2 separate regions of the Homo sapiens genome follow, and region 2 is linked to region 1. Evidence: chromatin loops called from intact Hi-C (ENCODE). Cell type or tissue: A673. All regions are shown on one strand. Each heading gives the region's core, and the rest is flanking DNA. Links, peaks and the distances in the headings are about the cores only.

Evidence for each region. Peaks named below come from ENCODE experiments on the same cell type or tissue, not always from the same donor. Only the 100,000 strongest peaks of a DNase experiment are listed, where the experiment ranks them.
Region 2: it touches region 1 in a loop (4-fold over the local background); 15 of 110 quality-filtered maps call a loop at or near these places.

Annotation. Positions count from the first base shown.
Region 1 is chr10:102,168,272-102,171,183 of GRCh38, reverse strand. No RefSeq gene overlaps it. Among named protein-coding and RNA genes, the nearest start is that of NOLC1, 17 kb to the right of the region's middle. In A673, for the core only: a CTCF peak has its summit at 1,589 (motif pointing left); a DNase peak (open chromatin) is centred at 1,553; H3K4me3 peaks cover 420 bases; H3K27ac peaks cover 761 bases.
Region 2 is chr10:102,335,965-102,338,876 of GRCh38, reverse strand. The region is part of intron 3 of GBF1 (golgi brefeldin A resistant guanine nucleotide exchange factor 1); the gene reads right to left. Among named protein-coding and RNA genes, the nearest start is that of NFKB2, 58 kb to the left of the region's middle. In A673, for the core only: no CTCF peak of the experiment used is centred there; no DNase peak of the experiment used is centred there.

The sequences.
Region 1 (2,912 bases), core at 271-2,770:
GACTGGGCGACAGAGCCAGACTCCGTCTCAAAAAAAAAAAAGTTACATGGTCATGCTATCCATGAGGAAGTCCCACCACCACATGGGTCAGCTGCCCCTATTACATGCTCTCATAGCTCTGTACAACCTGCCTTCACACACTGAAGTTTGTATTTACACATTTATTTGTGAGGATTAATATTTTTGTCCCTCACTAGTCGGACAAACTTTTTGTCTTTTTTGAGTAAACAAAACTTTTTTTGAGTAAACTTTGATTGCTGGAACTGTGTTTTTTGTTCATTCAGGATTGTATCTGCAACAGCTACCACACAGGATCACATGTCATGTACCTGGCGCATGGCAGCCACTCATATTTTCTGAATGGATGAATTTTTGCTGAATGGATAAATTTCTGTTTGGCAGGCTAATTTCTTGAAATACTCTGTACTTCCTCTGCCACTTGGAAGTATCCACTTCCAAGGCGGAAGCCTGGCATTTGTTCTCCTCAATCCTGAGCTCCTTGAGATTATGCTGGGAGAGGAGGGAAGAGAGAGGAGAGAGGAGAAGGCATCAAAGCCTCTGAGCTCCCAGACCTAGGAAGAACACAGGCCCGCAATTTCCATCAGCAGTGGGATCTGCAGCCGGTCACCCTTGCAGGAGCCCGAAGGCCCTGCCAGGACCTGGAGGTAGGGTTGGGGTTCCACGGGGAACATTAATCTTCTACAAGCCATGTTGCCTGCCACTGGCTTTCAGGTATCAGGTAACCTCTCATGGATAACCAGTACAGACCAGAGACCAGAAAACCTCCCTTCTCGGCCGGGCGCGGTGCCTCACGCCTGTAATCCCAGCACTTTGGGAGACCGAGGCGGGCAGATCATGAGGTCAGGAGATGGAGAGCACGGTGAAACCCCGTCTCTACTAAAAAATACAAAAAAATTAGCTGGGCGCCGTAGCGGGCGCCTGTAGTCCCAGCTACTCGGGAGGCTGAGGCAGGAGAATGGCGTGAACCCAGGAGGCAGAGCTTGCAGTGAGCCGAGATGGCACCACAGCACTCCAGCCTGGGCGACAGAGCGAGACTCTGTCTCAAAACAAACAAACAAACAAACAAACAAAAAACCCCTTCTCTAATTTCCAAAACTAAAGAGCCTCAGATGAGGGCCTGTGTCTTATTCATCTGTGTATCCAAAGGCTCACAGTGGGCTCTTCAAGGTGTTTTTTTTTTTTTTTGAGACGGAGTCTCGCTCTGTCGCCCAGGCTGGAGTGCAGTGGCGCTATCTCGGCTCACTGCAAGCTCCGCCTCCCGGGCTCACGCCATTCTCCTGCCTCAGCCTCCCGAGTAGCTGGGACTATATAGGCGCCCGCCACGGCGCCCCGCTAATTTTTTGTATTTTTAGTAGAGACGGGGTTTCACTGTGTTAACCAGGTTGGTCTCGATCGGCTGACCTCGTGATCCGCCCGCCTCCGCCTCCCAAAGTGCTGGGATTACAGGCGTGAGCCACTGCGCCCGGCTCTTCAAGTTTGTTGAATAGCACTGGAGTAAGTAAGGAGTTAAGCTTCTATTTAAGTCCAGCCCAGCTCCCTAAACAGGGGGGCAACATCGCCACCTACTGGCCCCATCGGTAACTGCAGACAGGCTCTGCAGGAGGGATTTGAGAACTTCGTGGTCCGGCAGAAATAGTGCTTTCACCGCAACCGGATTAGTGCCAGGAGTATTGTATTAGACTATCAAATCTCCTAACATACTCAGGTGGACAAAATAAAGTACTAATTCCTAACTTAGGTACAAAAGGCCATTGACATTGAACTCTCAGTGAAATTTCGCAGTATCTTGCCCCCACCTCCCGCACACCTCTGCTTGACCCATTCTAACAGCCCTCTTCTCCCACTGGAAAAGGCACTCTTCCTTACACGGTATGCACTTTTCTCGCTCCTGGCAAACTGCAGCTGTCTTCAGAATCCTAGGCCACCATCAGCCAAGTCTTTTCTTCTTCTTCTTCTTCTTTTTTTTTTTTTTTTTTTTTGAGACAGAGTTTCACTTTGTTGCCCAGGCTGGAGTGCAGTGGCACGATCTTGGCTCACTGCAACCTCCGCCTTCCGGTTTCAAGCGATTCTCCTGTCTCAGTTTCCTGAGTAGCTGGGATTACAGGCGCCTGCCACCACACCTGGCTAATTTTTTGTATTTTTAGTAGAGACGAGGTTTCACTATGTTGACCAGGCTGGTCTCGAACTCCTGACCTCGTGATCTGCCTGCCTCGGCCTCCCAAAGTGCTGGGATTACAGGTGTGAGCCACCACACCGGGCCAAGCCAAGTATTTTCTTGCTTGTACCCTTAGGGGTGCTACTCTGACCTTCAGTTTGGGACAGAACTCAGCTCAGTGCACAGAAACCATTCCCATGCCTGACTTTCCCCATTAGACACTGAGCTCTCTGGGAGTTCTATGACGAGTACATAGCAGGTTCACAAAGACTATTGAATACAGGTAGCTCCATGTTTGGACATACAGAGACCTGTGTTCTTGTCTCAATGTGCCACTAAGTTGCAGTTTCATCAACCCTAAGTAAATCATTTGATACTCAGGGCTGTTTCCGTAGTGGTTTTCAACTAGGGGCAATTTTCCTTCCCAGAAAATATTTGGCAATGCCTGGAGCCGTTTTTGGTTGTCACAACTAGGGGAAACTATTGGCATGCAGTGTTAGAGGCCAGGGACGCTGCCACACATCCTACAACACACAGGACAGTCCTCAAAAGCAAAGACTTACCTGGCCCCAAATGGAATGATCTACTCGATACCCACCTAACAGGGTTGCAGTAAGGCTACACCGGGCGAAGGGCAAGCCCCCAACAGGGCATTAGGAAGTCTCCTGCCTGTGTCCATGAAGCATGATGCAGAGGGGCATGAGCCATGTGTCTGGTTGACTGAATTTGCGGATTT
Region 2 (2,912 bases), core at 238-2,737, 170 kb before region 1:
ACTTGGTATGTCTCTCCATTATTCAGATCTTCTTGGTTTCTCTCATCACTGTACTGATGAGCGCCACCACGCCCAGCTAATTTTGTATTTTTAGTAGAGACGGGGTATCTCCATGTTTGTCAGGCTGGTCTCAAACTCCCAACCTCAGGTAATCCGCCTGCCTTGGCCTACCAAAGTGCTGGGATTACAGGTGTAAGCCACCGCACCCAGCCGAGGCTCTGTGTGTAACCCTCACACAGCATACAATTCAGTCAATGGACTAGTCTCACTCCTATCAATAGCCAGATATATGATACCCAAGACCTTCATCTGTCAAATTAGATAGTTGAAATCGGCTGGGCGCAGTGGCTCACACCTCTAATCCCAGCACTTTGGGAGGCCGAGGTGAGTGGATCACTTGAGGTCACGAGTTTCAGATCAGCCTGGCCAACATAGTGAAACCATGTCTCTAATAAAAATACAAAAAAAATTAGCCTGGTGTGGTGGCACGTGCCTGTAATCTCAGCTACTTTGGAGGCTGAGGCATGAGAATTGCTTCAACCTGGGAGGCAGAGGCTACAGTGAGCCGAGACTGCACCACTGCACTCCAGCCTGGGTGACAGAAGGAGACTCTGTCTCAAAAAAAAAAAAAAAAAAAAAGAAGAAGGTTGTTGGAATCTATGACTGCTAAGATATGTTCATTCCAGTACTTTCATTTGGTAAGTCAGTGCTTTATAGAAACCTACTGATGAAAAACTAGAAGGGTTAAACTTTTTAATGAGCCCACCAGGAACCTTCATTATCATGTCACTTCCCTACCTCTTCCAAAAAAGAGAATCATGATATATAAAGTTAACTTTCCTTAAAGAGTTTTGTCTAGGGAGAACAAGAGTTTTGCTCTCTAGGTTCAACTGTTGATTGCCAGGAGCATAAGAGAAGCTCTAACAGGAGCAACTCTGCAACAAGTGGGGTTGGGGGCAAGTTGAACTCCTAGTGGGGCATCACTAGTAAGGATATTTCTTTCTTTCTTTCTTTCTTTTTGAGACAGAGTCTTGCTCTGTCACCCAGGCTGGAGTGCAGTGGTGTGATCTCGGTTCACTGCAACCTCTGCCTCCTGGGTTCAAGCGATTCTCCTGCCTCAGCCTCCCAGGTAGCTGGGATTACAGGCATGTACCACCAGGCCCAGCTAATTTTTATATTTTTAGTAGAGATGGGGTTTCTTCATGTTGGCCAGGCTGGTCTCAAACTGCACTCCTGACCTCAGGTGGTCCACCTGTCTCAGCCTCCCAAAGTGCTGTGATTACAGGCGTGAGTCTCCACGTCCAGCCTTTAGTAAGGATATTTCTAATTTAAGGGGTAACTTTTTGTAAACATGTAATTTAAAAACAAACAAATTTGAATTTATAATCCTGGTGAGATGTTCAGATGGTTATCTAGAATAGTGCTTGTCAAATTATCTGTGATGAAGAGCAGTTTTTTCTTCTTTATGTCAATCCACTGCAGACCCATAGTTTTTTTTTTTTTTTTTGAGGCGGAGTCTCGCTCTGTCGCCCAGGCTGGAGTGCAGTGGCGAGATCTTGGCTCACTGCAAGCTCCCCCACGCACCATTCTTCCACCTCAGCCCCCCGAGTACCTGGGACTACAGGCGCCCACCACCATGCCCGGCTAACTTTTTGTATTTTTAGTAGAGATGGGGTTTCGCCGCGTTAGCCAGGATGGTCTCGACCTCCTGACCTCGTGATCCGCCCACCTCGGCCTCCCAAAGTGCTGGGATTACAGACGTGAGCCACCTCGCCCAGCCCGTGCAGACCCATAGTTTTATAAAATACAGTTAATTACTAGAAAAATTTTAAAAACATAAAGTCCAATTTTTTTATTACTAGAATCAACATACATGTAACTACTGTCACATTGTTATAAAATTTTTAAAATACTTTCAACTTCTGTATATATCTCTTTGTGTATAAGCAGCAGTTTGTAGGCTGCATCAGTTTTCTAGGGAACTGTTACTCAGAGATTAAACCATACCCTACAAAAATAAGTCATAATTTTTGACTGTTCAGGAAAATCCTCCAAATCCTAGGATATTACAGCTAAAATAGGGCCTGAAAATAATTTATAATGAGGTAACTGAGATTTAGGGAAGTTAAGTAATTTGTACAAGGCCAGTTAGTATTGGAACCAGGACTAGAAGCTAAGGGCTCTAGGTAGAATCATGGGCTTTCGTGGACGATTCAAATCCCAGTTCTGCAACTTAATAGCTATGTGACTTTAATTACTTAAGTGTTCTGGGTCTCTAATTTTATTACTTGTAAATGGGTATTAGATAATTTAAATAAATTACATTTAAAATAAATAATAATAGCAACTAACATTCACTGAGCGTATACTATGTGCCAGGCATGGTATTAAGCAATTTACACACTATCTCATTTGATGCATGTAAAACACTTGGTACAATGCATGGAATAAAGTGTATAATAAAGATAACTAAGATATTGTTCTAGTTTTTAGCTCTAGAGTCACAGCAGTCCAGTGTTCTCTATATTGTATACCAGTTCATTTCTTTCTTTTTTTTTTTTCTTTTTTTTTTTTTTTGAGACAAAGTCTCGCTCTGTCACCAGGCTAGAGTGCAGTGGAGTGATCTTGGCTCACTGCAACCTCCACCTCCCCGGTTCAAGTAATTCTCCTGGCTCAGCCTCCCGAGTAGCTGGGACTACAGGCACATGCCACCACACCCAGCTAATTTTTGTATTTTCTAGTAGAGATGGGATTTCACCATGTTGGCCAAGATGGTTTTGATCTCCTGACCTTGTGATCTGCCTGCCTCGGCCTCCCAAAGTGCTGGGATTACAGGCATGAGCCACTGCACCTGGCCACCAGTTCATTTCTTAAGATTTAAGTAAATATATATATAAAAATTCTACCTTTGA